7 separate regions of the Homo sapiens genome follow, and all the other regions are linked to region 7. The links are chromatin loops, found by intact Hi-C in ENCODE. Cell type or tissue: PC-9. All regions are shown on one strand. Each heading gives the region's core, and the rest is flanking DNA. Links, peaks and the distances in the headings are about the cores only. Region 1 overlaps KCNMA1 (potassium calcium-activated channel subfamily M alpha 1). Region 2 overlaps KCNMA1 (potassium calcium-activated channel subfamily M alpha 1). Region 3 overlaps KCNMA1 (potassium calcium-activated channel subfamily M alpha 1). Region 4 overlaps KCNMA1 (potassium calcium-activated channel subfamily M alpha 1). Region 5 has its middle 4.8 kb from the start of KCNMA1. Region 6 overlaps KCNMA1 (potassium calcium-activated channel subfamily M alpha 1). Region 7 overlaps KCNMA1 (potassium calcium-activated channel subfamily M alpha 1).

Region 1 (4,441 bases), core at 136-4,135, 89 kb after region 7:
GCTACGGTGATTCTTACATTTGCAGTCAGGACCACAGAGTGCTGGAGACAAGAGGCAGCTTAGAAACCATCTAGTGACTAAAGATGCAGAAATTCAGGCCCAGAACAATTAACCGGCCCACAGTGTTACTCCAAGCCAGGTATACTTACTATAAAAAAGAGTATCACAAAACTCTACATGTGAGGTATTTCATTTATGTCTCTTTTTGCTATTTCAGATGGTTTCCTCTCAGAACTAAAAGCACATTGTATTGCACATTGTAGATACTCAAAGTCTGTTAAATAAATAAACCAATGAGGTAATGTACATAACCCTGCAGAAGGATTTCAGTACAATGCTATTTATAATAGCAAAAAAGAGGAAAAAGTAAAGAGCAAATATAAGGAAAAGGAGTGAGCATCCATATAAGATATAGTCATTTAAAATATGTTTATAGAGTCCCAGTGTCACTTGGAAATGCTGATAACGTAATGTTAAGAAGAAAAGCAGAACACTAAATCGCACATATTCTAGGATCTCGGCATTATAAAGAAAAATGCACAGTAATATATTTGGGGGAAAATAAAACGAATCATGAACAGTAGTAGATGTTTCTGTTGTGATTATGGGAGGTTTTATTTCTGCTTCTTTGCACTCTGCTGTTTTTTGCAGATAATTTACAATGTGCCCATAGGATTTTCATAAGCAATGCGAGGGTATTAAGAAATAGAAAAGAATATCCACAGATATTATTCAGCCTTGCTGGGATTTGGAAAGAGACAGAGATCATTTCTCTCTTTTCACATAAAGAAGCTGATGAAACAAAGAGACAGAGACACTAGTGATGAAGGCAGGCATTAGCTCTCTGGTGTGGAGGGCCATCCAATGCCAGGCAAACAACAGATGCGGGATAAAATCCACTCAAACCACAGTGGGAGGGGGCAGGAGGTGTCCAGTCTTCCTCTTCACAAAGGTTCCATCCTTACCTTATCCAAAAGATGAGCAATACAAGGCTAGGCTCAGCCTTTACCAGCAGAGCCTCCCCAAAGACTCTCTGGCCCCTGCAGCCAATGACAATAAATTAACTATCACAGTGAGGTTTTTCCCCTTCGTCAGGCAATGTGCTATACACATTGTCTCATTAAATCCTCCCCATGTCTCTGAGGCAGGTCTTACTGTGCCCATCTGAGGGATATAGAGACCAGGACTCACACAGGTAAACCCAGGTGGCCAAGGTGTCACAGTTTGTAACCGGACCCCAGAAGCCTAAGCCCTCGCCCCTGTGCCCCGGCTGGTCATTCGTTCCTCCAGATCTTTGCAGCACTAAGAAGATGCTGCCTGGTGACATTTCCTGAATTGTTTCCCACGGGTCTTGTCTTTCAGGCTAGGACAAGTTGTTTAACCTTTCACGTGCGTCTGTCTCTCTTGCTTCCCTCAATTGGACTGTTAGCTCCTGAGGGGGATGAGGGGGTCCTGCTTTATAATTCCTTGTGTGTCCCACGGAGCCAAGCCTGGTGATGTCTTCAGTACTTGACACTTCAGATCTCAGAAAATACCTGCTCATCGATTATTGGATTGAATAGGTTAAGGAGGAGAACCGTCTCATGGGCAGACCTGGCCTGCAGCCAAGACAGAAGCTGGATGCGCCTCCCTCCGGACTCTTGACCCCACCAAATACGACGCCCATATATGTCAACTGTGGCATTGGTGTTTGTCCCCCACACCCCTAAACCACAAGCCAATAAATTGCAGGGCACTCAGACATCAGGATGTGTCCTTCACTTGCCACCAGACCTGAGCTGGCTACAGGCCAATGACAGCATAGGGCTGGCCCTGCCCGCCTCCCATCTGGCAGCAAGGATCCAGTTCCAGATTGTGACCTGTGGTTGAGTCTGGCACAGTGACCCAGGGCTCCAGCAGGCAAATCCCAGTCATAAAACCCTGGTCTGAACCAGCCACGTGATGGACCCCAGTTATCTCTTCCTAAATTGCAGCAGAGCTGATCTTCTTCCAGCTGAGCCAAGGGCCATCAGACAGGGACACGTTTACTTTTACTATCCTATTAAAGCATCCCAGAAAAAAAGAAACAGTCCCCATATCCTAGAGCAAGAAATAAGCAAATCATTATCTACAATGATATCCTTTAAGTCTAAGCTTGCCCAGAAGGTGCTGCACATTTGGAGACCAGGCTATGGCTCCCCTCTCTGAATTCTTTTGAAACCGCAGGGACTGTTACAGGCGCCTCCAAGACTCTGGAGCCACAGCTTGCCTAGCGCAGCTTCCCCCTCCCGGCAAAGCCCTCCCTGACAACCCTACCCACAGTAATCTCAACTTTCATGAACCTTTTCTCTCCCCATAGGGTGAACACATAAAGACACACACGTGCAGCCGGGCACGGTGGCTCACACCTGTAATCCCAGCACTTTGGGAGGCGGAGGTGGGCAGATCACCTGAGGTCAGGAGTTCGAGACCAGCCTGGCCAACATGGTGAAATCCTGTCTCTACTAAAAATACAAAAAAAAAAAAAAAATAGCCGGAGGTAGTGGCGGGCGCCTGTAATCCCAGCTACTTGGGAGGCTAAGGCAGGAGAATCTCGAACCTGGAAGGGGGAGGTTCCAGTGAGCTGAGATCATGCCACTGCACTCCAGCCTGGGCAACAGAGTGAGACTCCATCTCAAAAAAAAAAAAAAGATACACATGTGTATGCACATACACACGCGTGCACACACACACATACACACAGCGTGTACATGTTATTTCTCCAATGAAAGCATATTTCCCTTAAGGGATAGGACCAATCACTTATCTTTCCAGAGTCTAACTGAAAAATGGACCCAACATCCTTGAATTAATAAATAAATGAACAAATAAATTTGTTGATGGACTGGTCAGTTGATAATGTCAAGGAACTCCCTGCAACAGCCTACACAGGTTCACCCTCCTCCAAAATCATACCTTTCCAAGTCCAAGGAAATGCTCAATTCAATCATGCTGTTTTAGAAATAAAGTAATGAATGATATTAACAATTGTTTAGAAACTAACAGGTGCCTGGCCAGGCACGATGGCTCACGCCTATAATCCCAGCACTTTGGGAGGCCGAGACGGGCGGATCACAAGGTCAGGAGATCGAGACCATCCTGGTGAACACAGTGAAAGCCCATCTCTACTAAAAATATAGAAAAATTAGCTGGGCATGGTGGCAGGCCCCTGTAGTCCCAGCTACTTGGGAGGCTGAGACAGGAGAATGGCGTGAACCCTGGAGGCAGAGCTTGCAGTGAGCCGAGATCGCACCACTGCACTGTAGCCTGGGCAACAGAGAGAGACTCTGTCTCAAAAAAAAAAAAAAAAAGAAAGAAACTAACAGGTGCCAGGTACTAGGCTTTTGATATAAATCTCATACGTTAATCTTGTAAGTGAGGTAGTATTATCATTATTATCCCCATTTTACAGGTAAGAAGAATAAAGACCAGAGGGCTATCCACAACTGAAGTATAGACAGTGGGTGAGGAAACATGAACCAAATGGTTCTTCCAGACTCAGGGCCAGATCCCTGGCACAAAGTGCCTACCCTGCATTGCCTTCAGCTAACGTGCCAAGCAGACAGTTCCCATCCTTCAATTTTATTTAATCAAAGCAAAGAATTCATAAGAATCTGCCCATGTTCATTATTCAGGCAGATTAAATATTTGATAGCCCTGTAGTTTAATTTTTTATGGCTCAGAGATTGGAGTGAAGTGCTCCCTGGGAAGCCACACTGTCCCTGGGACAGGGCAGCAGCTGGCCAAGGAGGCCAGAGGCCGAGGCTCCACAGGGCTCTGCTCAGCACCCACGTGCATCTGTCCTGACTCCAGTAAGCTGCTCATGCTGGGTCCCAGGGCCAAAGGTTACAGACACTTTGTAAGTTTGCAAGAGAATCTACAAAAAGGAAAGAAGGGCTGTGGGGACAGGAGGCTTAGGGCATCACAAAATCAGAAAGGAACCCAGATGAACCAAAACATCCAGGTCCCAGGAAGGGGAGGCAGCCTCCTCCTTCTGTCTCTGACCACGCAGCAGAAACAAAGCTTTTGGACAAATGCATGAGACGGCATAAGGGCAGGATCAACTTGTCCATCTCTCTGCCAACTAAAGCACCACAGGGCCATTTGGGACCTTTTGCCTGCCCCTTCCAGCCACATGTAACCTTCACAGTCACTACATATTCCTCCCAGTTCACTGTCTCCCTGCAGAAGCTTGAAAGTCCACAGAGAACAAGAAGAGCTGGGAGCCAAGAGTCCTTCACAGCCTCAATCTGTTCTCCTCTGGCCTAAAGAAGCTCTCTTTCCTAGTCCTTTTCTTATCTTCAAAATGAAATTCCAGCAGTTTTTGTCTCAGCTACCCCAAAATGCCCAAATGTCATGCAGCATGATTTCAATCCCTGAACTGCTCCAACCCACCCCGATGCCCCCAAGTCTCTCTCTTGCT
Region 2 (4,441 bases), core at 320-4,319, 110 kb after region 7:
TTTTGGGTTAAAATGTTGCAGGGATCTGAACTCCCACCCCTCTAGGCCAGGGAAGGAGAATGGGAGTGGTAAGAGACTTCCTAGTTTAAAAATATAACAATAAAATCCATCTTCCAAATAAAAACTGACCTAGTACACATTTTGGATTTTTTTTCTTTCTTCCAAAGCTCTGAGAGTTAGTTGAATCCTTTAAAAAGACAGCATGCTCACCTCTTTCTCCCTAGCACCAATGATTTGGAGAGACAGATCACTTCACTTCTGACATTCTAGATACATCTATATGTTGGGATTCTCCGTCCACCCAGCTAGGGCATTCTATGAAGCCAAGAATTTAGTTCTAAGCTCCCAAAGGAAGCTCTATTTCAAAAAGCCGGGTGGCTTTATTTCAAATTGAAGAGGCCATTAAATTCACAATATTTTGCCAAATGAATTTCTCAGTGATCCTGAGCAATCCTCTGAAGTCAGCTGTCCTTGTGCAGTCATGGGCCCAGCACAGAGCAGGCGTACATACTAAGCACCTGTTCCAGCAGGTAGAGACAGTGTAGTGACTGGGACAAGCCTCTGCCCTCATGGATCCAGCACTCCTTAAACAATTTCTGAAGAAACTCAGGGGAGCCAGTGACTGGTACATTCTCTGTTTGAGCTGCCACAAGTGCTGCGGGATTTTTCAGTGCTGGAAGGGGTCCCCACCATATTAGCAACAAGGTATCAAGTGCCAAACACTGTGCGACATCTTACCTAAGTTTTCACTGGGCATTTTCTGTTTAGTAAGTCAGGCACTGAGGGAGGGAACATGTGACATGTCCAATGTTCAGCTTGGCAAACAGTGAAGAGGGGGTCCAATGGGGGGCAGGGCGCAGGTGGCTGGGATATGGTGCTGGAGGGTCTCTCCACATAGGGATACAATTGGGTAGCATCTCCATCAGCTGACGTGTTCCCAATTGTCCTTTCTTGGTTATCTGCCTGCCTGGCAAGAATGTGTTTCTTACACTGCCGCCATGAGCTTACACTTCACTCACTATACAATTTATTCCACTCACTTTTCACAGTGATAGCAGGTTGCCCATATGGCTTTATCTCTTCTGGAAAGGGAGAGTGAGCATGTCCCTTGCCCCATCACCCTCCAGATATGGTGTCTGTGCAGCTGGCAGGATTGGAACCCAGTTCTGTTTCACTGCTCTTCAAGTGTAACCTTCATCATAGTCTACACCCTGCAGAGGAGAAGCCATGGAGTGGGAAGGCAGTGATGGGGAACCGAGCAACCGAGAGGGGTGCCAGACTAGCCCAGATCCTTGCAAACTTTCCCATGACAGCCCTGAAGGCAGAAAAGAAGAAACTTTTACCTCCTACCTCAGGGAGTCTGGATTAGAATTTGAAGCAAGCCTTCCACAAGCAGACAGTTTCTTTATATATATTTTAAATTTTATCTTTTTATTTTTGTTATATTTTTAGAGACAGGGTCTCACTCTGTTGCCCATGCTGGACTGCAGTAGTGCAATCATAGCTCATTGCACTATGATGCAATGAACTCCTGGGCTCAAGCAATTCTCCTGCCTCAGCCTCCCAAATCACTAGGTATTACAGGCATGAGTCACCATGTCCAGCCAGGAAGCTTCTTTAAATTGTTGCATTTTATCTTTTAAAATATGTATGCATATTTTATTCCTCCTCATGACAAATGTGATTGAATACAAAATAATATTCATTCCCAAACCTTCAAGAAGAACTGGTTCTCCAGGAAAATGTGCCATGATTATACTGCAGCTTCTAGCATTCCCTGTGAGGCTCTGGGCTGTGCACCTCTAATGCTGGAAAGTCCAAATCCAGGAGACTCGGGTCTCCTGAGATTCCTTGGCCATCTGTTCATTCATGCCATCCACTCACTGATTCAGGGCCCAGAGGAGCACCAGGGTTAACGGCTGGCGGCTGAGTCAGCAGCTCTCAAGGCAATCACCTTTTCCACCTACTCATGAATCACTAACCTGCTGCCCCCTTGCTACGTGCCTGGAAATGCATAAATGTGCTTAAAATAAGTGGTACCTGGGTAGCAAGTTTCTCACCAGCAGGAACCAGTCCAAGTGAGTACAGGGCAAATAGCAGTGCGGGGTGAAAATAAAGACTGACTACCACTGGCAACCCTTGGTCACTCTTCATTTATTCATCCAACATTGCTGAATATTTGCCCTGTGCAAGGCTCCATGCCCTGGCAATGGGGGGCACTTGAAGGCAAATAAGAGCTTTACAAGGCTCTAGGAGATGTCACTAGTATTCCAAAAACCCTAACAGAAGATACAAAAGATTAGTGCCATTAGAGAGGAAATGGGGTAGAAGCTTTGGTTGGGGGGAAGCTCATTAGTTAGAGGAGAGAGATGTTACTTCTAACTTAGAACATCAAAAACAGAAGCTTCCTGGCTTTAGCCCCAGGCCATGAAGAATGAGTGGAATTTCAGGATACACAGACAAGAAAGCAGAAAAGATAAAATGAACTCCCACATAAGGCAGGAGATAGGGGTGACTAGTTATGTGGGTTGCAGCCCAGGAACACAGGGAGGAATGATGGAGATCTTTGAGCACCAAGAAGAGAAGTTTGGACTTTTTGTTTTCCTTTGGTTAATGAGGAGCCATGAAAGAGTATTTGTGGAGGAAAGTGAAGTAATTAGCTAACATTTAGAAAGTTTAAGTGGGTAGTAAGATGTATGACTAATCAGAAATGACAGAGTCACGAGACCAGCTGGAAGAGTACTGCAAGAGTCCAAGCAAGCAGCAATGGAAGCCTGAACTAGAAAAGAGACAGCAGCAGTGGAGAAGAGTTGAGCCACGAGGATTTGGCAACTGACTAGAGAAGGCACCAGGAGAAGCAAGTCCCTGAAAACCATGCTGCTTGGGAAAGACCAACTCTTTCTCTCATTTCCTCTTAGGGAATTGTAAAAGGAATTCCCTATCACCATTTAAATTTGGTTAAATTCACCAAAGAGTGATGGGGTGAATCACTCTTTGGTGACTAACCCCTCTGGCTCTTGTGTAGAGCTAATTAGAGTTTCTTCTGGAAGATCTGAAACCACCAACAGTGAGACTCCTCAGATGACCCTGATGGGCAGGTCCATGATTCAATCTGTTTCTTCCAGCATCTCCCCACTGGCTGCAGCACATCTAGGGGTTCAACCTAAGGGAGCCCCCCTACTCTGGGTATGGTTAGAGCTCCTTTCAAGATCATTCTAATATCAAAAGAGGGAATCTTCAAGGAGCCTTGTTGGCTTCTTATACTTAGAGAGAAACCAAGAACACAGTCAGAGTTGATGTTTTTAAATACCAAATCTGTATGCATCTATCAGAGAGACAGAGAGAGAAAGAGAGAGAGAGAGTTAGAGAGAGACAGAGTTTTGAAACATGGAGAGAGGGAAAGAGAGATGTTCCTAGAGAGAGAGAGAGAGAGAGAGAGAGTGTGTGTGTGTGTGTGTGTGTGTTAGAGAGGGAGAGAGACAGAGAGGGAGAGAGAGAGAGAGAGAGAGAGCTTTGAAATATGAAGAGAGAGAGGGAAAGAGAGATGTTCCGAGAGAGAGAGAGAGAGAGTGTGTGTGTGTGTGTTTGTTAGAGAGGGAGAGAGAGAGAGAGAGAGAGCTTTGAAATATGAAGAAAGAGAGAGAAAGATGTTCCGAGAGAGAGAGAAAGAGAGAGAGAGAGAGAGTGTGTGTGTGTGTGTGTGTGTGTGTGTGTGTTAGAGAGGGAGAGAGAGAGAGCTTTGAAATATGAAGAGAGAGAGTAAAAGACAGATGTTCCTATGAAGCCCTCAGCTCCTAACCCTCTCTCTGGCTCAGTGTTTGAAGCCCCTCCAGCCGCCCATGGCAAAACTTCCTTCCAGAGGAGCAGGCCATGCATCCCAGACCCATGTGTATGCTGTCCCCTAAGAATGAGAGCAGTGCTCTGTTTCCCAAATGGGCAGGGGAAGCAAACTTTTGTTTCCATAGTCTATAAAACATTTTTAAATTTAAAAACAAATGCTTTGCAGCCTCTGAATTATTAGTTTTTTATTAAAAATACAAACAGCTCTATGGAACACCATGGGAAAATGAGGACTCTTGCAACTTCGTTTGGCTCCCTGTTAAACAGAATAATGTTCATGAGGAAGAAGGTACTGTTTGTTCCTTAAAATGTTGTATTGCGTACAATGGAGAAGAGCAACGTGGAGATGACTTTCCAATGTGTTCCCTTGAAATGACCTGAGGACCGAATCAGGAAGCTCAGTCTGACCAGCTCAGCAGACTACCCCCACTGCCCCATCCCAGAGCTGAACTTGCAGTCAGCCCTGATAAAAATCTCTGGACTAGAACCAGAGCACCAATATCAAGGGATTATCCATGAACTGACTGTTCTTTCCTGCAGGCAGGCTCCACGCTCCTGGGTGGCCAGAGTGCCAATCAGCCCTGTCCCAGTGCTCTAACGA
Region 3 (4,441 bases), core at 177-4,176, 120 kb after region 7:
GGGTAAAAGAATTTACCAAGAAAATCATAGGTCAAGAAAGGCAGATTTATTAGAGAAAGTGGGGAAATATGTTGCCTGAGAGACAATGGGCAAGTTAGCCTGAGAGAAGCTAACTTCCAGAAGACAAAAGCTTGCTGCAGATTTTAGAGAATGGAACTTGGGCTGATTGATAATGCCAAGGCAGCAGGGAGCTTAACTTGCATTCCTCTGTCAGCCTGGATGTTTGATAAATTGAGGTGTTTGATGGTGAGCAGGAAGCCCGGGAGTTATGTATGTTATCCGGGCATGAAGGCCAAATGTCTTGGGTCATATATCCTGGGCCATATGCCCTGGGCCACAAAGAAAGGCAGACCTGTAACTTATCTGGTTTCTCTTTTGTTTAAATTCTCTGGACGTGAAGAAAGGCAGATTTATAGCTTATCTGCTTTATCTCTTGCTTTCCCCTGGTCCCACCAGCCTGACTCCTTTTCCCTAATTAGGACTCCACAGTCCCCCCTTATCCATAGTTTCACTTTTCATTTTTTCAGTTACCCACAGTACAGTACAATGAGGAATTTTTGTGCTCTGTAATGAGACAGAGCACAGTCACATGACTTTTATTACAGTATATTGTTATAATTGCACAATTTTATTATTCATTACTGTTGCTCATCTGTCACTGTACCTAATTTATAAATTAAACTTTATTGCAGATATGCCTGTGTAGGAGAAAACACAGTATATACAGGTATCGGTACTATCCATCTGCAGTTCCAGGCATCCACTGGGGTCTTGGAATGTAACCCCTAAAGATAAGGGCATCTACTGTATTTGGAGACAGGGTCTTTAAAGAAGTAATTAAGTTAAAATGAGGTCATTAGGGTGGGCCCTCATCCAATATAACTGGAGCCCTTATAAGAAAAGGAGATTAGGGCACAGACTTACACTGAGAAGACAGTGTGAAGACATGGGGAGAAGACAGCCACCTACAAGCTAGGCAGAGAGGCCTGTGATGAAACCAACCCTGTCAACACCATGATCTTGGACTTCCAGATAGTAAGGACTGAGACGGTATATCCGACTTGAGCCTTAAGTCCAAGCCACCGTTCCACTATTAACTCCCACCAGGACAAGTGCAGTGGCCTGAGGGGCCCTTCTGCTTCCACTCCTGCCCTTACTCCCTGGCCTTACTGTTACAAGAGTGAACTTCACCAGTGTTAACCAGATCACACGCGTGGCTGCCTAAATTCCTCCAATATGTCACCTAATACTGAGAAGGAAATCCAAGCTCCTCACCATGGCCAACAAAGCCCTGAAAAACGGCCCCTGCCAGCCTCCCCCTACCCAGCATTTCCCCCACCCCCACCATCACCACCTCATGCCCTAAACTCCACTCAGAGTGGCGTTTTTGCTGTTTCAGAAACAAGCAAGCTAATCCTTGCCACCAGGCCTTTGCACTAGCTGGTGCTACTACGTGGAACGCTCTTCCCCCAAATTTCCTCCTGGCTGGCTTCCTCTGAGTTCAAATGTCTTCTCCTCGGAGAGGCTTTTCCCATCCATCACAAAGAAACCCTCAGCATCATCTCACGCTATTGTCTTCCTACAAGTTAGCAGTAGCTTATCACTGTCTCCCTGAGAGCAGCCACCGTAGCTATCGAATGCACTGCTGCCTCCCGGGAGCCTAGCACTTATTCCAAGGCCTTGGAGCTTAGTAAATATGTGTTGCCTGGATAATGTATGTGAAAGAGCTTTGCAAACTGTAAAGTGCTGCATAAATGTAAGATAATGTCACAAATATCAAAAAGAGCCAGCCAAATAATTCAAAGAAAATAGGAAACAAGGGGAGAAGAGGGATGAGGAATTCAGAATGAAGCTGAGAGATTTCAAGTGATGATTCAAGAAATAAACCAAGCAACCAATTTTGTTAAATATGTGAGGCCACAGGGCGAGGGAAGCACAAACCACTCCAATGATCCATTCAGGCCATGTCTGCTCCACTCAGCCATAGAAACTGCATAAATTACAGGCAGCAGCAGTTTTCCTGGAGCCAGGCAGTAGAACACTCTCCTTGGTGCCGGCCTGGGAGGAGGATCCTGGCCTGGCAAGCAGGGCTGACTCAAGCTCATTGCATTAGCCCTCCCCTCCTGCATCTGGGCCCCTCTCACCGCAGTGCTGCCTGCCCAGGACCTGCACTCCTCCAGCGGGCGGGACTGTGACTCACAGATGGCCTGTCACTCCCAGTGCCAGCACAGAGCACCACCCGTGCCTATCTTTAGAAGTTTCGCAGGCTGAAAAATCAATTTGCCCGCCTGGCACCTGGGTCTGGGGCCTCCCCGCTAACATCAGTGGCAGGCGAAATGTGGCCTCCCCTCTGCCTGCCCTGATGCGTCAGACCTTACTCAGGGTCCCGAGGGCCTGGCAGTGCCGCCCAACAGACTCCTGTGAGCTGCTGCACCCACAGGTGTGCTGGTCTGCCCCTCAGAGATAGCCAGGCCTCACCAGAAGATGCGGGCAAACACCACGCCCTAGAAAATACTGGCAAGGGGGAAGCGAATCACTTTGCATCCTGGCTGCCTGACTGGCACATTCCCCAGGTGGTCATCTGGCACCTAATCCATGTGTGGTCACAGCAAACTGGCTTGCCCAGGTGGTACAAGTTCAGCCTCTTCCTCCAAGCAGGGACCAGAGGTAAGAGAACAGCACACAACTCCACGCCTTAATAAAAAGGCCCAGGAGGCAGATTCCCAACGCAGTGACAACTCCCAGCTGGCCCCCAGGCTTCCCAACTACTGAAAATGGCCACATGTGACTCCCACAAGCCAAAGGGACCCTGTATTACTGGGTATGCGGAGAGAGAACCATCTCAGACATTTCACCATATTAATAATCTCTCTTTCAATAAAGACTCGCTGAGCACCTGGCAGTGGCAGGGTGGGTGGAATAGGGTAAGAATAAGCTGAGGAACAAGAGAAAGGAAATCTCTGGCCCTGGCCCTGTACTTTCTCCTTGCACCTGTGGGCGCTCTGTGCTCAGCCTTTGAGATTTCCAAATCCCCTCTGACCTTCTGCCTCTTCACTCACGTCTAGACACCATTTTTACAGAAACCAGGAGCTACTGCCTGTTTTGTTTTTTTTTGTTTTTTTTCCAGTAATACAGCCTAGGGCCCTGCCCACCCCACCTCCTTTTCTTTATGAGATACAGTGAAGTCCAGCTGTCCTGCAGCAGATGAAAACAGAGAGAGGGCTCTCACCCGCTAGCTCTAGTTGAGAAATGAGAATGCCCCAGAAGAGCTTAAGGGCTCAAAAGCCATCTCTGAGAATTTGCAGAAGCACAATCCTACATGTTTGCTTCCTTAATCCAAAAAAGGATCCAAGGTCATGTGTCTACAGGAGCCAGCCTGTTACGGTGAGTGAGGGGTGCTGCATTCAGCACCGGGGGATGGGGGGGAAAGGAGAGCGTGCAATGGCTCTGCCCAAACCAATCATCACCATGAGGGGACACAGGCACACAAAGGTACATTTTCAATCTTTTATTTTTTCAAAAACAGCTAGCAATCCAGATTTTTATCCAAAATCTCCTTTGTAAATATAGGCAATTGATGAAAAAAAAAATTAAAAAACAATGAAGCCACATGGGCTAAACCAAACACACCTGTAGACTGCCAGTTTGTCCCCTCTCATAGGTAGGATGGGGTGACTGAATTCTGGGGAGCACGTTCAGAGGTCGCTATCTTTCTCTGCTTCTCCCCAGAGAGGTCTTCCTAGGCTGCCTCTCAGACACACAGCACCAGCCAGAGGGCAAGGACCAACTGATAAGCCAGGAAGTGTGGCTCCCATCACTTTGAGGAGGGAATCAGGAACTCTTTGGAAACCCCTGCTGTACACCTTGCTGGTGCCATTTCCCAAATATTTGTGGTTCACCCCTCGGCTTTCAGTGTCTCTTTCCTTCTCTGCCTCCCCACCCAGGGCTAACTCCTCTCCTTCCTGAAGACTCTGTTCAAGCATCAGCTCCTCCAAAGAGCTGCCCACTAAGCAGTGCCCCTCCCTCCAGCCCCTGGGCTGGGAGGCTTCCCGGCACCTGGCATATCATGCACTCTGCATGCCCACACACAACTTCCAGGCACTTGATTGACCCTCACTAGCAGGGAGCTCCTCAAGAGAAGGGCTGGTTCTCTTCCATCCCTGTTATCCCTGCAGCCAGCGCAGATCTTGGAACACAGAGCAGCTCCACACAGAACTGAACCAGCAACTTCTCCAGGAGCAAATGTTTTCTGAGCACTGGCCTATACCAGGTGCATGCGAAGGGTGCATAAGGCCACTGAGATGAATTTGACATATCCAGGGGCTTCAGAGGATCACAGTCTCTTGGGTCTGACAGATGTTTAAGAAATCCCCATCATGTAGAGTACCCACAGCCCACCCCCCTACTCCGCCCCGCCACAGCCACCCTCCTCCCATCCTTC
Region 4 (4,441 bases), core at 220-4,219, 210 kb after region 7:
GAAAAAAAGAAGTCTCAAGAAAAAACAATCAGCAGGCATGATATTTATTTTAGTTTTTAAAAGTTGTTGGCCAGGCACAGTGGCTCACTTCTATAATCCCAGTACTTTGGGAGGCTGAGGCAGGAGGATCACTTGAGGCCAGCAGTTCAAGACCAGCCTGGGCAACAGAATGAGACCTCATTTCTACCCCCAAAAAATTTACTTAATTAAAAAAAATTAGCTGGGCATGGTGGTGTGCACCTATGTCGCTTGAACTCAGGAGGTGGAGGCTACAGTGAGCTATGATTGCACCACTGCACTCCAGCCTGCACAACAGAGCAAAACCCCATCCCCCGCCCCCCAAAAAAAAGAGTTGCCTAATTCTTCATCTCAGGTCCCTTTTAGAAAAACTTATGTCATATCCCATAAACCAGGCTATCATTCCTTCCTAAAGATTAGTAGACCTAAGTAGGCAACTAGAAAAACAACACATCCGTCTGAGGTCTCAGGCTCACCTGGAAATGCAGGTCCTGGCCTCCCTGCCTCCACCCTCCCCCACCCCTTCCTTGTCAGGCAGCTTGGGCCACCCACCATATGCCGCTGCAGCCCATAAAGACTCTGGAACATTTCAAAGGCCTTGGCCCCCATCAGGTGTGGCTCCAAAAAACACAGGGTCACCTATAAAAGGTTGAGCACAAGGAAACAGCCATAAAACCCGCAGTCCTAACAGCAGACACCCAGTGGCCAGAACAAAGCAGCCAGCTGCCGGGCTTTCCAGGAACCACAGAGGGACATCCCTCCCAAGGACCGCGCCCAGCCGCAGCCCAGGGGCACATGGCTGAAAGGTCCTCAGAGGCCACCTGGTAAGAAGGGCCCTGTGTTGGGTGCTTGCTAGTTGCCAGGGACTGTCCCGGATGCCCTCCTTGAAGAGGGTTAAGGAGGTAACACAGGAAAGAGCTGGCATGGTGCCTGCAGCCCTGAGGGCCTCTAAAAGAGATGCTTCATCTTTCCTGAGCTTCAAAGCACCCGGCAAGTGGGACGTGATTCCCATCTTTTAGGCGGCAAAACTGAGGCCCTGAGGAGTAACACAACTAGGAAGTGAGCTTCAAGCCAAGTCTGTCTGTTCATCTCATGCTTTCTCGTGGGTTCCTGGAGAGGTCAGATGATGGGCTGTCAGTGCTCAAAGGGGCCTGGAGACCTCCCAGCCCTCTGCTGGGTACCCTCCCTACACAGTGCAGCCAGGCTTCCAAGGCAGCCTCCCTCCTCTGCTGGGACAGTCGTCAGGGGTGTTTCAGAAGGAGCAAGCCCCGAGCAGCCTCCCCACACTCTGGCCCAGTTGAGGGAGGTGACAGGGCGCCATCTCCTGCTCCCTTTCTGGAAAGCTTTCCCACATCCCAGGCCAGGCCCTGCAGGCCCTCAGGCTGGCTGATACATGGCAATGACAACAGAAATGGCTCACACTTGGTAGGTGCTTCCTAACTGCCACATCCTTTACACACAACTGCACAAATGCTCTACATCAGGGATGCCCATGTTATAGAAAACTAGGACTTATGGAGGATGTGCAACTTCCCCAAGGTCATGCAGCTATCAGCAGCCGAGCTGGAACTGAATCCATGGTCCTCACCATGCCACGCTACCCTGCTTCTGCCTGAACGCAAGCAGGTGCAGATAAGCCGCAACACCCATGACTATACCCACACACTACCATCTTCCCAGCCGCATGGCAGTGCTGCGGCCTAGACCCATGGCTCAGGCTCTGCCATCCACCCTTGGTGCAGCCCTCCAGCCTCCCAGACACCCCTGCATCAGCCTCTCTCTAGGTAACAGATAATACTGCTGAAATACCAGGCTGGCTTTAAGTTTTGGGTCCCACTGTCCCACTGTCCTAAGTCCCACTCTGACCTGTGGGACTAAAAGGAGGGATGGGACAATCATTGCTGTACAAGCAGCTCCTCCAGAGAAATGCCCAGACCCAGAGCAGCAACCCCTCATGGCCCTCAAAAAGGCATCTTTGGCCAGGCACAGTGGCTCACACCTGTAATCCCAGTGCTTTGGGAGGCCAAGAGGGGACGATCGCTTGAGGCTGGGAGTTCAAGACCCCATCTCTACAAAATAATTAAAAAATTAGCTGGGCACAGTAGTGCGCACCTGTAGTCCTAGCTACTTGGGAGGCTGATGTGGGAGGATCACTTGAGCTCAGGAGTTCAAGGCTGCAGTAAGTTATGACCATGCCACTGCACTCTAGCCTGGGCAACAGAGTGAGACTATCTCTTAAAGAAAAGAAAAAAGGCACCCCTTCCTAGAGTCCAGAAAGACGTCTGTATCTGGCAGTGCCCGTCTTCCTAAGTCCTTTCTGAGGGTCCTGAGCTGAGGGGAGCCAAGGATGCAGCTTCACTCCATCACTGGGTGGTCTCCTCTGGGAACTTGGAGTATTCCCTTCCTGCAGCAGGAAGAGCCACCAAGAGTTTATCGTGTTCAGTCCTTTTAGTCACCTAATGCCCACAGGCACCTTGACACCATACAAAGAACCCCTCTGGGGAAGCCAACAACCCCAAAACCCGTGCAACCCTTGCACCCTCTGCAGCCAGCCCTTGGTAGTGGCCTTACTGTACTCTCCCTCTCCATGACTCAGTTTGCCTCCAATAAGCCCTGGGGCCTCAAGTTCAGACTCACCCAACTAGACAGACCAGAAGTGAGCCTCTGCCCTGACATCTTCAGGCACTCTTTTGTCAACTACTCACAAGGATTTATCAGATAGGAAGGGAAAAGGACAGAAAGAACTGTGGGATAAGGAAGGCTCTGAATGTCAGAAAAGGGTCTGAGTAGGATGATTTGAGACTGAAGAAGCTACGTGGTATCACTTAGGAGCAATAAAGGAAAGATTAGGGCAGGTGAGGAGGATAATGGACAGTGGAGCCTGGCCAGTGCCAGCTGACGGACTAGACCGATCTTCCTACCTCTGCTTGCAAAAGGCATTGCTTCCTGCTTAGCATGCCTCACTGATTCCCATAAAAATGGCATTCATCTATATGCTGAGGTGGGCTGAATCATGGCCCTAGAAGATGTCCACGTCCTCATCCCTGGAATCTGTGACTGCGACCTTAACTGGCACAAGGGACTCTACAGACATAATTTAATTAAGGACCTTGAGATGAAGAGATTAGCCTGGATCATCCAGGTGGGCCCTAAATGCAATCACAAAGGTCCTTCAAAGAGGGAGGTAGAGGGAGATTTGACACAGAAGAGAAAGTAAGAGATGTGATGATGGAAACTGAGATGGAGCAATGTGCTTTGGATACGGAGCAGAAAGCCACAAGACTGGGGATGCAGGTGGCTACTGGAAGCTGCAAAAGGCAAGAAAAACGACTTGCCCCTCAGAGCCTCCAGAAGGAACCAGCCCTGCAGACGCTTTGACTTTAAAAGCCCAGGGAAACTGATTTCCGACTTCTCGCCTTCAGAACTGTAGGAGTATATTTGTGTTATCTTAAGGCACTATGTTTGTGGTCGTTACAGCAGCAAGGGAAAACTGACACCCACACTCAGCCACTCGAGAGGTCCCTTCTCCTGCTCAACACTGCTAGCCATTAGGGGTTAAGTAATTCACAAAAGAGACCCATCCCTGCCTTCCCGTAACATATTGTCATCCTCTTTCCTCCATCCTCTTTCCTAGGGTCCCTGTGGCCTGGACTATGCTGCTTTCTGCCTAAGTCCTCCCCGTCCTTCCAGCTCTCATTCCTTCCATGAAGCTTTGTTCCAGCCTCAGAGTCTTCAAAGACACCATTCCTCTGCACGTCCCCCTGCACCCACCCCTGGCTAATGCCTCTTCATCCTGTAGATCTCATTTCTTTTTTTTGGAGACAGGGTCTCACTCTGTTGCCCAGGTAGGAGTGCAATGATACAATCTTGGTTCACTGCAACCTCCACCTCCCAGGCTCAAGCAATCATCCCATCTCAGCCTCAAGAGTAGCTGGGACTACGGGGATGTGCCACCACGCCTGGCTAATTTTTTGTATTTTTCGTAGAGATGGAGTTTTGCCATGTTGCCCAGGCTGGTCTCAAACTCCTGGGCTCAAGCGATCCACCCGCCTTGACCTCTGAAAGTGCTGGGGTTACAGTCATGAGTCACCATGCCGGGCCTGTAGGTCTCATTTCTGCAGGGAAGCCTTCCCTGAGCCCCGGCCAAGGAGAGGATGCACCCCCACACACACACGCATTATAGTCCATAGTCTCTCATCACACTCCAGGCTGAAGTGTGCATATACGTGTGTAAGAGGGGATTATCTGTTCAATCTAGTCACTGATGATGGAATTGCTCAGACCTCTGAGGGCAGGGACCTTGGTTGTCCTGTTCACCAGTGAATCAACTCTCAGCCTGTTATAGACACTTGCATTGATCTCCCTCTGCCCAGAACTGCTTTATTTAACATCTCTATCAAAAAGAACCGTTGCATAGACATTT
Region 5 (4,441 bases), core at 135-4,134, 250 kb after region 7:
AACTGCAGGATCTATAGCTTTTTCTCCTCCATCATCACCTTCATCACCTCAGCATCTTTGGAGAGGGTGCTTGGAGGCCCCTCAGATGCCATCTCCTGCTCTCTTCATCACCCCTGCCTCTGCTGATTGAAGCTTTTAGCAACTTCTGTGCTGTCCAAAGCCTCGGCTTAGTCAGGAATCATCAGAAACTCTCAGTGTTGATGTCAATATCCTTTCCTTCCTACAATCCCCAGTCTCTCACCTCCTCCCTGAATGGCCTGGCTGGTAAGCACTGAGAGAGTGCTACCATCCACCAGAAATAGACATTCCCAGGCCTTTGCCCAGTTCTCTCTGGCCATTTCCACATTGTTCACAAACTTTTGCACCACTTCCAGAAAACTTGGCCCCTGGCATTACAAATTTAGGAAAAGGCTCTGCACAGACAGAACCTCAAACTTAAAAGGAACCTTAGGTATCTTTGATTTGATGTGTTTCTTCATTTATACAATCAAAATAAAGCCAGAAACTTCCCTGCCTACCTCGAAGGGTTATATGTGAGGATGAAAAAGAAGGCTGGGCATGGTAGCTCACTCCTGTAATCCCAGCACTTTGGGAGGCTGAGGCGGTGGGATCACCTGAGGTCAGGAGTTCAAGACCAGCCTGGCAAACGTGGTGAAACCCCATCTCTACTAATAATACAAAAATTAACTGGGCATGGTGGCACATGTCTGTAATCCCAGCTACTCGGGAGGCTGAGGTATAAGAATCGCTTGAACTCGGGAGGCGGAGGTTGCAGTGAGCCGAAATTGCACCACTGCACTCCAGTCTGGATGACAGAGTGAAACTGTCAGAAAGAAGAAAGAAAGAAAAGAAAGAAAAAAGAAAAAGGAAGGAAGGAAATATTATACAGATCTTAACTATAATTACTGTGACCCCAAAAATGGACAGGCAAGTCTAACCAGATCTTCTGACCCCTGAGCTCGTAATTGTATGTGCACATGCCTGCATGTCATGCTGTCCACAGCATGTCCACAGCCAGACTGTGGCCAGACTCCAGGGCACAGCAGAGCCCCTCCAGCCTAAATGAGCTCTCTGACTACCCAACACCACTCCTTTTCTTGCCAGTCCCTGGACAGCCTTGGAAATGGGAAAGGTATAGAGAAGCACTCTAAGCCCAGCACATCTTCCCCTAATGTAGGTGTGTCTGCAGGCTGGAAATTGAGGTCCATTGCACAAGAACTGAAAGTCTCAACAGAAGTAGAAACTTCACCCTCTGTTCTGAAAACACCACGAGCCTTATTTTTATTTCTAAATTCATTCAAAAGCTTCCCAGAGAGAAGGGCAGCCTCTGTACCATGTGCATGTGTGTCTATGGCAGCTCTCAAAGCAAATCAGAGGTTTCAAGCTTAAATATTCTAATCTGAACAGTCCTAACTGATTTAAAAGAAGTAAAAGGAAGTGCATAAACATACATACTAAAAAAGCAGAGTGACTAAGGTAAAAGGAGAACAAAAAAGATTATTTGCTAAAATGTTGGCCAGCATCGCAATTAATGTGCAATGGATTTTCTTTTCCTCCAACCTGGACCTAGTTCCAATACTCTGACATCAATCTTCGCGATTTTGCGATGGAGAAGCCAGGTGGTGACTCTTTAAATGATCTAGCGCCCTCTGGTGGATTTTCCTGGCACATGACATTATTTCATGAATGTTCAAAAAAGGGACTTAATTTAACAGTCTGAAATTTGAGATATGAAAATTCCAAGAGGAAAACCCTGCTGGAAAAAAAAAACTACAGGGAGTAGGAAGGAGGCATGGATCAGGAAGATGTTGGTCCAAGGATACAAAAATTCAGTTATACAGGAGGAATAATTTCAAGAGATCTAATTGTGCAACATGGTGACTACTGTGGATAAACAATGTTTTTTTGTATACTTGAAAACCACTGAGAGATTTTAAGTCTTCTCATCACAGGTAAATGATAAGTATGTGAGGTAATACATGTGTTAATTTACTTAAGTTAGCCATTCCACAATGTATGTGTATTTTGAAACATCATGTACACCATAAACACACTTTTTGTCACTTAAAAAAATAAGAAAAATTGATAAAAAAACAACAAAACCCTACAGCTTCAACAGTATGAATTATCTAGTTACCAGTCCTACCAGCATATAAGCTGTTGTGGATAAAGGCAGCTAACAAAGTTCATGTTATTACTATGACTTGATGTCAGATCTCAACTGTTACTGCCACCAGTAACCCTGCCCTTCCTTGAATCACCACTGTGTTTTCTTTTAAAGTCAGCAGTATCCCTCTTTCTAACCACCCTTGGTCTTCACAGTCTCTTTGTGAAGTAAAAAAGTGCAGTAGTGGCCAGGCGCGGTGGCTCACGCCTGTAATCCCAACACTTTGGGAGGCTGAGGCGGGCAGATCACCTGATGTCAGGAGTTCGAGACCAGCCTGGCCAACATGGCAAAACCCCATCTCCACTAAAAATATAAAAATTGGCTGGGCGCGGTGGCTGACGCCTGTAATCCCAGCACTTTGGGAGGCCAAGGCAGGTGGATCACGAGGTCAGGAGATCAAGACCATCCTGGCTAACACAGTGAAACCCTGTCTCTACTAAAAATACAAAAAATTAGCCGGGCGTGGTGGTGGATGCCTGTAGTCCCAGCTACTTGGGAGGCTGAGGCAGGAGAATGGTGTGAACCCGGGAGGCAGAGCTTGCAGTGAGCCGAGATTGCGCCACTGCACTCCAGCCTGGGCGACAGAGCGAGACTCCATCTCAAAAAAAAAAAAAAAAAATAGCTGGATGTGGTGGCGCATGCCTGTAAGCCCAGCTACTCAGGAGGCTGAGGCAGGAGAATTGCTTGAACTGGGGAGATGGAGGTTGCAGTGAGTCAAGATCGCACCACTGTACTCCAACTGGCAACAGAGCGAGACTCTGTCTCAAAAAAAAAAAAAAAAAAGGCTGTAGCTATTTTCCCACTTTACAGGTGAGAAAACTGAGGCTTAGCTCTGCCAGGTTACTTGGCACGACAAGGAAAGTCTGTTACCTCTGAAGTGATTTATCTGTTTGTAATTTATAATGCTGGAGAGTGGGACTTACAGAACAAGCTTTCACATGCTTACATTTTTATAGATATTTATTTTATATTTACTTCTGCTTGTAAGAATAATTCATATGTATTATAAACTTTGGAATATAAAAGTTTCATATAAGCTTCAAGTCAGTGACAAGAAAAAAGAATATGTCACATAGAATCTTACCACCCCAAAATAACCACTATTAATATTTTTATATATTTATCTCATACCTTTTCCTTGGGTGTGTATTTCTGCAAAATTAGGGTTAGATTAAACATCTAACTTTTATCCTATTTTCCCTTAACATGAAACTGTTAGCATTTTCTCTAAGTCATTAAATATCATGGAAAACACTATTTTAAAAAATGATAATTGGATAACATTTCAGTAGATGGCATACTCCTGGCATTTAGATGATTCCAAAGTTTAATATGTTTTAAAATAAATTATAAAACTGTGTGCAAATGACTTCTAGTTGTCAAAAAAGATGTCCAGAAGATTTCCACTGACATGCTTCCATCCTGTCTCCAGTGCCTCGGGAGAGCAGGTGTGTGTAGGAAAGAGGTGCCTGTGGCAGTCAGTCTGGCCGTGGGATACTTCCCAGCCCTGCCCCAGGTCACTGGCCTCAGATCAGCCAATTGTGATGAAGAAGCTTTGAGCCAGGGCATGTTACCCGCAAAGTAATTCTCTTCTTTTCTAACACATCAAAGCCAGTGCATTGGAAGAAAATAATGCTGTGGTCTCATCGTATCCTCCTCAATCATTGCGCCACCTGCCTGCCAAGATACAAACTTGCAAGAACATCATCTTCATTCCCCAAAGGACATCCATGGCTAGGTCAAAGAAGGCACAGCTCAGGCACAATGCCCTGCCTAGAATTCACCTTTCACCACCATTCTGCAGGATTTCCAGAATAACGATTCTGCAGATTCCTGTGTCCCTTTCCTCTCTGTGATCAGTGTCACCCCCCAGCAGAACACCACTACTGTGGGCCTTGCCTCTGGGAGGTAGGCAGGGCAAAAATCAGTCCACCCATTTTTGCTAGTGGGAGAAGAAGGCACCAAAAGGAAAAAGATTTTCCTCAGTGCTACAGAACTTGTCTTCCTGACTGACAGACCAAAAAGCTTTCTAATCCTTTTCTTAGAGTATTCCTGATTTAATCTTTGCAAAAGCTCTAGTTCAATGCCTGGGCAGTCCAGGACTTGACTTCTTACTCCTAGTGCTCCAAAATAATCCAATGACCGCAATCTAAGGGACTGTGCAGATGAAGCAGGGACTTACTCCTGCCTCTTCCTGGTAGCTTTTGCAATATTTGCAAGTAAGAACAATGCTGAGATCATCCTTCCCACTTACAAACCCTCTTGGGAATAAGG
Region 6 (4,441 bases), core at 314-4,313, 210 kb before region 7:
ATGTCTGTGTTAATCTTGGGACCTGTGAATATGGTCATCTACATGCCAGAAGGAAATGAACGCAGCAGGCAAATTAAGGTTGCTGATAGGCTGACCTGGAGATGGGAAGAGTATCCTGGAGTATCCAGGTGGGCCCAATGTAATCACAAGAGTCCTTAAAAGTAGAAGAAGGAGGCAAAGAAGAGATGGCAGGAAGCAAGATCAGAGTGATGCAAGGTGGGGATGCACCCTTAGTTGCTGGCTGTGAAGGTGGAGAAAGGGGCCATGAGCCAAGGGGTGTAGGTGGCCTCTAGAAGCTGGAAAAGGCAAGGACATGGAATCTTCCCTAGAGCCTCTGGAGAGACCCATGTTGGACTTCTCACCCACAGAACTGCTTGGAAATAGAAAACTTCTACACCATTTTGCAAGGTTGTGAGGCTGATGCTTGGCACTCAGCAAGGCCTCTCTCTTTCTTCCTTCCTTCCTTTCTTCCTTCCTTCTTTCCTTTCTTCCTTCCTTCTTTCCTTCCTTCTTTCTTTTCTTTCCTTCCTTTTATTTTCCTTCCTTCCTTTCTTCCTTCCTTTCCTTCCTTGCTTCCTTTCTTCCTTCCTTCACTTTCTTCCTTCTTTCCTTCCTTCCTTCTTTCCTCTTTCCTTCCTTCCTTCTTTCCTTTTCTTTTCCTTCCTCTTTCTCTGTTTCTCTTTCTCTCTTTCTGACTTTCTTTCTTTTCTTTTCTTTTCTTTTTTCTTTTCTTTAGCAGGGTCTTACTATGTTGCCCAGGTTGGTCTCAAACACCTGAGCTCAGGGGTCCTCCTGCCTCATCCTCCCCAGTAGCAAGGCCACTTTCTTCTCTAGGCTGTTATTAGCTTCTGTGGGTACACACCATGCTCCACACATACTAGGCTTCATTCTCCCTGTCTTAGCCCATCATTGCAGCCTCCACTGAGCCCCAGCCTCTCACAGAAGCCTATCCTCATTCTCCCACCCACATGAGCTCTCACTCCTCTGAACTCCCATGGCCTTTACAGCCTGTACCTTGCAATTACGGGCTTAATTATATAGTGGGTAGTGTTACCTGCTGTCACTGCATGTGTGTTTATTTTGGTTCCAAAATGAGATTGAAACTTTAGTCTCAAACAGGAACAATGTTTTGTCCTTTTGTTGTTGTTGTTTTTAAGCACCTGTGCTTTTTTTATATAATCCTGTTTTTATTGCCTTCTGACACAAAAAAAGGACTATTTTGGGCATATATTTATAAGCAGATACCCTACATCATTGCAACTGCCCTGTGATTGGGCATTAACTCATTTTTCTATTTTCTAGCAGAGTTTACTGAAGGTTTTAAGGTTTAAGGTCTAAGGCCAGTTCTGATACAGACAATAGAATCAAGTTTATAGTTTTCCAATCATGGTTCCAATGACCATGGTCCCTTATCATATGCCGATTTCATCAGTCAAAGAACAGGGGATGGTGTTGGAAATCACAGTACCAGTAGGATACAGGGTGGCCCGGCATGTGTTCCTCTCATCCCAGTGCTGAGCACACAGTAGGTAATAAAAATGGGCTAGAAAACTGGCTGGTGAGTGCATCATTACTTTCCTCCTACTCCCTTCTTTAAATCCTACAAGATCACCCTCAACAAAAACATACACACAGGCAAGGTGCAGTGGCTCACACTTGTAATCCCAGCACTTTGGGAGGCTGAGGCGGGTAGATCACCTGAGGTCAGGAGTTTGAGACCAGCCTGGCCAACATGGCGATCCCGTCTCTACTAAAAATACAAACATTAGCTGGGTGTGGTGGCAAGTGCCTGTAATCTGAGCTATCGGGGAGGCTGAGGCAGGAGAATCGCTTGAACCCAGGAGGCAGAGGTTGCAGCGAGCCAATATCGCACCACTGCACTCCAGCCTGGGCAACAAGGGCGAAACTCCAAAACACAAAAACAAAAACAAAAAAACATACACACAAACAGAGGCAGCACAGCCCATTGACCTACCTTGGGGATACATTCCCAAAAGAGAATGAGACAGACGGACATATGAGTTCTCCTTGGAGCATGTTATTCAAATCTCAAAATAAGATAAAGCTCTCATTTCAAGGTGCATTTATTTTAGTGAGGTTTGGATTTGTAAGGGAAACAAAATGAATAAGTTGGTGGGTGGGGACAGGAATTAAAATAAGCAGCGTCTTGCTGCTTGCCGACATGACTGTCCTCACATCCGCTGCCTTATTTTTTATTCTGTTCTGGTTTGTTTTCTCCTGCGGTGCTTTAAAATATGATGGGTAGGTTAGAAAGAGAGACCGAGGTAATCCTGGCTTCTGTTCATTAAGCTCGTATGAAGTACGTGCTGTGCTACTCACATTACCTCGGTGAATCCCTATGAGGTGGGTGCTGTAATTAGCCCATTGTACAGGTGAGATAACTGAGCCTGAGGCAGATAAAATGCTCATGCTGAGCGACCCATCAGCAAACAGTTTAGCCAAGATGTGGACTGAGTTGGTGGAGCTCAGAGCTGAGCTTTAATCTACTCTGCGCCAATATCCGGGGTGTTCTTAAGCCCCAGTCTCTCTGTCCCAGATGGAGCAGGTCGGATCTCCAAGCTGCTGAGGGGCACTAGGACTCGGGAGACACCAGGCTAGCTCTGCATTCTTCTGGTCCTCCTGGCATTTCTAGAAACTGGAGGTGGGCAAGGAGGAGGGGGAAAGAGGAGCCAGGAGAACACGGAGTCTTAAATAAGATCTCTTCCCTCTCTTCCTGCCTGGAGTGAAGCCCTTTATGAGTAAGCACCGATGGAGGGATGCCAACACAACACAGCAAAACTAGCCCTGTCATTCCCAACCCAGGCCTCACAACTCCAAATCATTCAAGGGGTAAGGACACAGAAAGAAGAGCAGAGGAAGAGTGTGGACATAAAGTCAGACCACATACTGGGGAATGCACCCCTCCCACCACTCCCAGGAGATGTGACCTTGGACAAGATAATCTCTCTTAGCCTCAGTTTCTTCATCTGTAAATGGGGAAATGACAAGTCCTGCCTCATAGGTTTGCTCTGAGGATTAAGTGAGTCCGTGTCTGTGAGGGGCTTTCCAGAGTGCCCATCACACAGTAGGAGCTGACTACATAGTAGTGTCTCTATGAGTACACCGTTACATGCACTAGGATGATCTGCACAATGAATATATTCTGTACTATACAACACGCAATCATATGCCGACAATTGAAAACTAAACACGGTGTGGGGAGCGTTCTGGGACAGGTAAGGGCAGGGACCCTGCATTCACTCTGGTTTTTATCTCCCACAGAGCCAGCTACCGCACAGTCCTGTACCCTCAGCAGGGCCAGGAAAGTTTGTGCAGGAGAATGGGGATAGACTTCGGTTTCCTGCATCTTATCCCAAACCTCAGCCAGAAAAGGCAGCACCCTTCCACTTTCCAGGAGAAGGGCAGCCATGCCTGAAATGCCCCTATTTAATGGGATTATTTCTTCTCCTTTATAAGTCATATCTCATGGGAATGTTCATTTTCTCTCTGGAAGCTCATTGGTACAATGGTTGTTTCACAATGTAATAACCCATGTATTAAGTCAGATGAGAACCTCCTTGAAATATTATTGTACTGAATTCTCTTCCATAACAGGGAGATCAGTTTTAGATTTCACCCAAGGAGATTTCGCTACCAAAGAACCTAAAGCATTTCATTAAAGGTGCTTTCTCCTACAAGAGGAAAGAGGTTTTTTTATTTTTGTTATTATTATTTCATATCCCAAAAGGTTATTGTTCTATGTGTTCAATTTCAATAGTACTTATGCTTCCTAACCATACCGTATCATTTACTTCCTTATTAGGTTCAGTGTTTCCTGCTTTCCCAACACTGCAGTATAGGAGGGTAGGGGGATAGGACTCTATTTCTTCACTGTTGTTTCCCAATCATCTGGAATGGTACCTGACATATAGTAGATGCTCAATAAATATTAATATACAAATGGAAGCACATTTAGAGCACATTTCTTTTGGAAAGCGACCACAGTTGATACAAAGATGTATCTCATTAGAAATTCATTTCCACCTCTTTTATTTCCTATTCAATTTTTTTCACCCCCATTCTGTGTTTGTGCCAATAGATTTTTTATGAGATCACAACATATCTCCAAAAATCAGAATTAAATCATCCACAGGAAGGCTATGGATTTCAAAGCATACCAGAACTCCTGGCCCTAAAATGCTTCAGGGAACGTGTCACTCACCACAAGGAAGCTGGGCTCCACACTTTTACCGGGGGCATGTTCTGCTCACTGCAGAGGAGGATGTCTCCACCACAGTCACCAGGGAGCCCTTCCATCACCCAGGCCCACAGGGGACCAAGAGACAATGGACACTGGCAGAAAGTGCAGATTCATGAAGTGTGAGGACTAGAAGGTAATTTCATTTAAACCCCCATTCTTCAGATGAGAAAACTGAGGATC
Region 7 (4,441 bases), core at 244-4,243:
CATGCTTCTACCTATAGGCTTTGCTTCTTCTCTAGAAAGGAGCAAAGAAGGAAAAGAATCATTGGAGGTGAGTCAAAAGCAGGCACCGTAACTCACGGGGCCTTGTAAGCCAGGGACACAGTTTCAGATTTTACTTCAAATGGAGGCAAAACCATGGGAGAGCCATGCAGAGACACCCCTTGATGAACTCTGCTTCACGCCAATCACTCTGGCAGCTAAGAAAAGTGCATTCTCTCTCCTTTTGCAGTTCTCCTGGTGCCTAGCACAGGGCCAAGGGCACAGTAGATGTGAGCCTAACACTTGTGGCCTTTGCTGATGAAGGACAGTGAAGGGGATAAGAAAACATAAAGATATTTTGGGCTGCAAGGGAACGAACTACTGAAAAACTACTGCGGCCCCCTCTATTTATGGAGATGCTGAGGCCTTGGAGAGGGAATTGACTTGTCCAAGGTCAACCAGAAAAGTGATAGCAAAGCCAGGGTTAGTATCCAGGTTTCTGCTGATTGCAGCTCCTCAGATAAAAGTAAGTGACTTGCCTCTCTTCTCCCATATCCAGAATTGATCTCAAACACTGTCATGAATCCCCAAGGGCCAGAGAGACACACAGCATAGACCAAGGTGAGTAAACTGTTTTCTCTCTTTCTGATGATCTGAGCTTTTTCCTGGAGAGATCTCAGGTGGCCAAGAAACCAAGTTGCCCACCTCATGGTTCAGAGGAAACAATAACCTCCTGGCAGCTTCCCTGGGAGCCCATGCAGGTGCCTCAGGGATTAAGGAGCTCCTGAAAACAACTCCTTTCCTTTGCAGGAAGTGATTTTCCACCCCTGAGGCATAACACCAGGCAGAGGCTCTATCAGTGCCTGCTGATATAATTAGCTCTGGACAGACTCTCCAACCAAGGCAGACACAACCAGGCCCTTGCTCTAGAAACAAAAAGAATGTTCTGGACCTATCCCAGTACACTTCCAAACCCCACGCCTTCCTGGGCAAGTCGGGGCTCAGAGACCAACAAACCCAACAGACTTCAGCAGCAGCCAGGGAGCTGGCAGCCTCTGTCCCCTGAAATGCCACTTTTTTTTTTGTGATTCAGCCTCTGTTTCAAGCTATTTTTAGTGTAAGCAAAGGCTGCATCTGAGGGAAGGTGGTGTGGGAAAGGGGTCTTTACTTTCTCTCTCCTTTTCAATGAACTGTCCTGTTTCCCTTAGGACAGCCATTTCACCAAAAGCCACAAAACATGTGGGGAGGGAGGATTAAAAAGAAAAATGGGAAAAAGGTCAAAATTCAGCCTGTTTGCTAAAAGTCTGGGAACAGTTCTAGGAAGGTGATAGTTTCTCGATCCTTTGCGTTAACCTGCTGAATCCTGGGCTGCTCCTGCCAGTGGGGAACCAATATGCCCAGTCCATCTACCTTCCGAATTAACCAACCTCCAGTAAACAAGGAAGGCCCAGAAGTTTGCTCTCCCAGGGACGTGGTGCAAACAGGTTTAATGGTCCCCCTTGATGCCCCAGGGAAGGATGTGTGCCCTTGGAGGCTTGTGAACAGAGAAGCAAGCTTCCGCTCACAGAGGACCCTGGCTTCCCACCCTCACCCCGTCTCCATCATGTCAGCACAAGGCCAATTTTACAAACTGAAATTAACTGGATGAGCAAAAAGATAGCCTTGGTGCTTAAGAGGCTTGGGTACATTTAATTGAGTTTCCAAGTGCCCTGATTCCTTAAGAAAGCCAGAGAAGCCACTGTTATGTCCTAGATCCCTCACTACTCAAACAGGAGAGAATAGTTTTTACAATAAAAATTTTAGGGCAAATGGTGGCTTTCTGTTGTTGTCATTTCCCTGAAGTAGGTTTTTTGTTTGTTTGTTTGTTTGTTTGTTTGTTTGTTTTTTTCTGGAAAAAGCCTCACTCTGGACCCAGAGTCTAAAAATGAGGCTTTTAGTGCACCAAATTGGGCTGTTTGGGGCCCGTAGGCACGAGTCAGTCTGCCTCCTCCTAAACATAGCCTCGTAAACTAAACTTGGAAGCATCAGCTTGCGTGTGGTCCCGAGTGTGACTTTCCAAGCATGCACTCCCCTGCAACGACAAAGGCTGATGACTTTGTCATCATCATCTCTATTTTTGAGTCTCCCTGCTAAACAAACTTTCTCGCAGCTGAAATGGAGGCTCTAAGGATATTTTTCTGACAAAAACGGAGTGCTAAGCCATCAGCACCCTCTGAAGGCCTTGGGGGAAAACCTGGGTAAGAAAAGTCTCCCAGCCCAACTCAGTAGCCGCAAATACAGACATTTCATTTCCTGAAATGCCTCCAGGGGGCGCCAGCTTTCATGGGTTGGGAAGGAGGGAGGGAAGGACGGAGGAATGGAATGAGGCGAGGAAGGAAGGGAGGGAGGGAGGAAGGGAGGGAGGGAGGAGGGAGGAGTGGGGGAGGTGGGAGGGGGCAGTGGGGAGGAAGGAAGGAAGGGAGAGAGGGAAAGAAGGAAGGGAGAGAGGGAAGGGAAGGGAGGGAAAGGAAGGGAGGGAAGGGAAGGAAGGTAAGGGAGGCAAGGGAGGGAAGGGAGGGAGGCAGGGAGGGAAACCAACTACTCACATATTTGCCCAGGCCCCTGGGATTCAGCTGCAGAACTGCACAGGATGTGCAATCAGGACTAGAATGTCTGAGCTCCCAGGCCTGTCCAAGGGACTGAGAGATGGGTCACAGGTTCTGACTTATCACTAAACCCTACTTCAGAAACCTTGCCACCCCAAATCATTCTAGAAAATGCAAGCATAACATTTCCACCTTCAACACTTTGGATGACTGCACTTTGCAGCTTTTGCTGAATGAACCAACATATGTCCAGCACATTGAACAGTATCTGACCCCGAGCAGGTGCTCCAGAATGTTTGAAGGAATGGATGAAGGGATGGAGGAATAGCTCAGAGGAGCTGCCTCGCATGTGCAGTAGAATCTGGGTCTTTATCTTCTGGTGACCTCACACGCTTTCCCATCTCCTTTCAATGAATGTGTGGTCACTACCTGTCAAAATGTACATCAAACCCACCTCCCCAAATACTGGTGCAGATGTGCCCTCCGAAACCAGCCTGTCCCTGCCCTGTCAGCCTCGCCCCACCTCCAGGGAGAAGTGGATACGGAGACCACAGTAAGTGCACTTGACCCTTTTTCCTTAAGACTCATCTGTTGTCCTGCCAAGGCATTTCCTGTGACACATGCGCCCACAACGTACAGCTCCAGGGAGAGCCCAGCCCGTTCTCCAGTCCCCAGCCAGCTCAGGGAGGCTATATGAAGTGAGAATTTCCTGGCCAATTTGACAATGGTGAGTCAGGCTGGCATGAGCCAGCTGCAAAGAGGACGCAGCCTGGACAAGCCTGAATTAAGTGTGTGCACAGAGCAAACATCATCATCTGGATGGATCCAAACCAGGGCTTGCCTGGGGCATTCAGAGCCTTTCAGATGGCCCTGCCCAGAGCTGCTCAGCACTCTTGGAAGATGTCTGGGTTTGGGGAGGCTCAAGGGCTGTTCTTCTACCCCTGCCCCAGAAAAGGATTTGTTCTTCACCCCCTGACCCGTCTGTCTCCATACCAGCCCATTTCCTCCATGACATGGTGACCGGGCTCACACACACAATAACAAAAATAATAATAACCATGCTTATCAAGCACTAACCATGTCAGAGGCACTGTTCTAAATATTTTACATGCATTAACTCATTAAGAGGCAGGGACTATTATTGTCCCCATTTTGTAGATGAGGAAACTGAGGTATGAGACAATGAAGCCACTCGCCCAGGGTAAAAGCCAAGCCCCTGAGACAGATGGAGCTGGGAGTCAGGAGTCTGCAGAGGCTGGGCTTCCAACTGCCCAGCCGCACCACACACAGCAGCTCCTTCCCAAGATGGGTGTCCCAGGGAGAGAGGCAATGCAAGAGCTGAAGTGAGTTTTGAGGCTGCTATGGGCTCCACCCATCCTCCTTGTTTGTTCCAATCAAGTGAGAACGAGACACAAGGAGCAAGATGGAGATCAAAAAAGAGTAGGAGCTCTAGTTCAGATCATGATGCACTGACAAAGGGGCAGGGTTTCTCACTCCCAGGCCCCAACAGAGACTGAAGCAAAGCGGACAGAGACAAGACAGGACCGGCAGAAGCAGGCCGGACTGGCTGCTGACTGCACAGAGGCTGCAAGTGCTCTGCTTGCTTACCAGGCCCCCACTGACCTGTGCTACGCTCAGTTCTGTATACTAGGGAACACCAATCAATGTCGGTGGATCACACAGGTGGATGAATGGACATAGATGGATGGGCAGACAGACAATGGGATGGAAGGCCAAAGCAGGCACCCACATGCACCTGGAAACTTCAGAGGAGAGGGAAAACAGCCATGCCAGCACTTGCCATCAGAGCCCTGAGGGCCTGGGAGCCAGAGATGAGTGGCCAGGATCAAGTGGGCTGT

The links. Hi-C counts contacts between places; a loop is a spot of excess contacts. Peaks named below come from ENCODE experiments on the same cell type or tissue, not always from the same donor. Only the 100,000 strongest peaks of a DNase experiment are listed, where the experiment ranks them.
Region 1: a loop joins it to region 7, with 2.2 times the contacts of the local background. A loop is called at or near these places in 2 of 110 quality-filtered maps.
Region 2: a loop joins it to region 7, with 6 times the contacts of the local background. A loop is called at or near these places in 14 of 110 quality-filtered maps.
Region 3: a loop joins it to region 7, with 5 times the contacts of the local background. A loop is called at or near these places in 9 of 110 quality-filtered maps.
Region 4: it touches region 7 in a loop (8-fold over the local background); 7 of 110 quality-filtered maps call a loop at or near these places.
Region 5: it touches region 7 in a loop (12-fold over the local background); 91 of 110 quality-filtered maps call a loop at or near these places.
Region 6: a loop joins it to region 7, with 11 times the contacts of the local background. A loop is called at or near these places in 68 of 110 quality-filtered maps.

Annotation. Positions count from the first base shown.
Region 1 is chr10:77,478,463-77,482,903 of GRCh38, forward strand. The region is part of intron 1 of KCNMA1 (potassium calcium-activated channel subfamily M alpha 1); the gene reads right to left. Among named protein-coding and RNA genes, the nearest start is that of KCNMA1-AS3, 130 kb to the left of the region's middle. In PC-9, for the core only: no CTCF peak of the experiment used is centred there; DNase peaks (open chromatin) are centred at 1,356 and 1,749.
Region 2 is chr10:77,503,157-77,507,597 of GRCh38, forward strand. The region is part of intron 1 of KCNMA1 (potassium calcium-activated channel subfamily M alpha 1); the gene reads right to left. Among named protein-coding and RNA genes, the nearest start is that of KCNMA1, 130 kb to the right of the region's middle. In PC-9, for the core only: CTCF peaks have their summits at 2,036 and 2,239; DNase peaks (open chromatin) are centred at 1,785 and 2,995; H3K27ac peaks cover 3,714 bases.
Region 3 is chr10:77,511,794-77,516,234 of GRCh38, forward strand. The region is part of intron 1 of KCNMA1 (potassium calcium-activated channel subfamily M alpha 1); the gene reads right to left. Among named protein-coding and RNA genes, the nearest start is that of KCNMA1, 120 kb to the right of the region's middle. In PC-9, for the core only: no CTCF peak of the experiment used is centred there; DNase peaks (open chromatin) are centred at 2,348 and 2,488; H3K4me3 peaks cover 1,389 bases; H3K27ac peaks cover 3,251 bases.
Region 4 is chr10:77,604,355-77,608,795 of GRCh38, forward strand. All of the region lies in intron 1 of KCNMA1 (potassium calcium-activated channel subfamily M alpha 1), which reads right to left. Among named protein-coding and RNA genes, the nearest start is that of KCNMA1, 31 kb to the right of the region's middle. In PC-9, for the core only: CTCF peaks have their summits at 1,333 and 2,571; DNase peaks (open chromatin) are centred at 797 and 2,637.
Region 5 is chr10:77,640,351-77,644,791 of GRCh38, forward strand. No RefSeq gene overlaps it. Among named protein-coding and RNA genes, the nearest start is that of KCNMA1, 4.8 kb to the left of the region's middle. In PC-9, for the core only: CTCF peaks have their summits at 1,642 (motif pointing left), 1,855, 3,832 and 4,033; DNase peaks (open chromatin) are centred at 1,631 and 3,831.
Region 6 is chr10:77,176,791-77,181,231 of GRCh38, forward strand. The region is part of intron 5 of KCNMA1 (potassium calcium-activated channel subfamily M alpha 1); the gene reads right to left. Among named protein-coding and RNA genes, the nearest start is that of KCNMA1-AS2, 38 kb to the left of the region's middle. In PC-9, for the core only: no CTCF peak of the experiment used is centred there; a DNase peak (open chromatin) is centred at 2,722.
Region 7 is chr10:77,389,767-77,394,207 of GRCh38, forward strand. All of the region lies in intron 2 of KCNMA1 (potassium calcium-activated channel subfamily M alpha 1), which reads right to left. Among named protein-coding and RNA genes, the nearest start is that of KCNMA1-AS3, 41 kb to the left of the region's middle. In PC-9, for the core only: a CTCF peak has its summit at 2,276 (motif pointing right); DNase peaks (open chromatin) are centred at 852, 2,294 and 3,265; H3K27ac peaks cover 968 bases.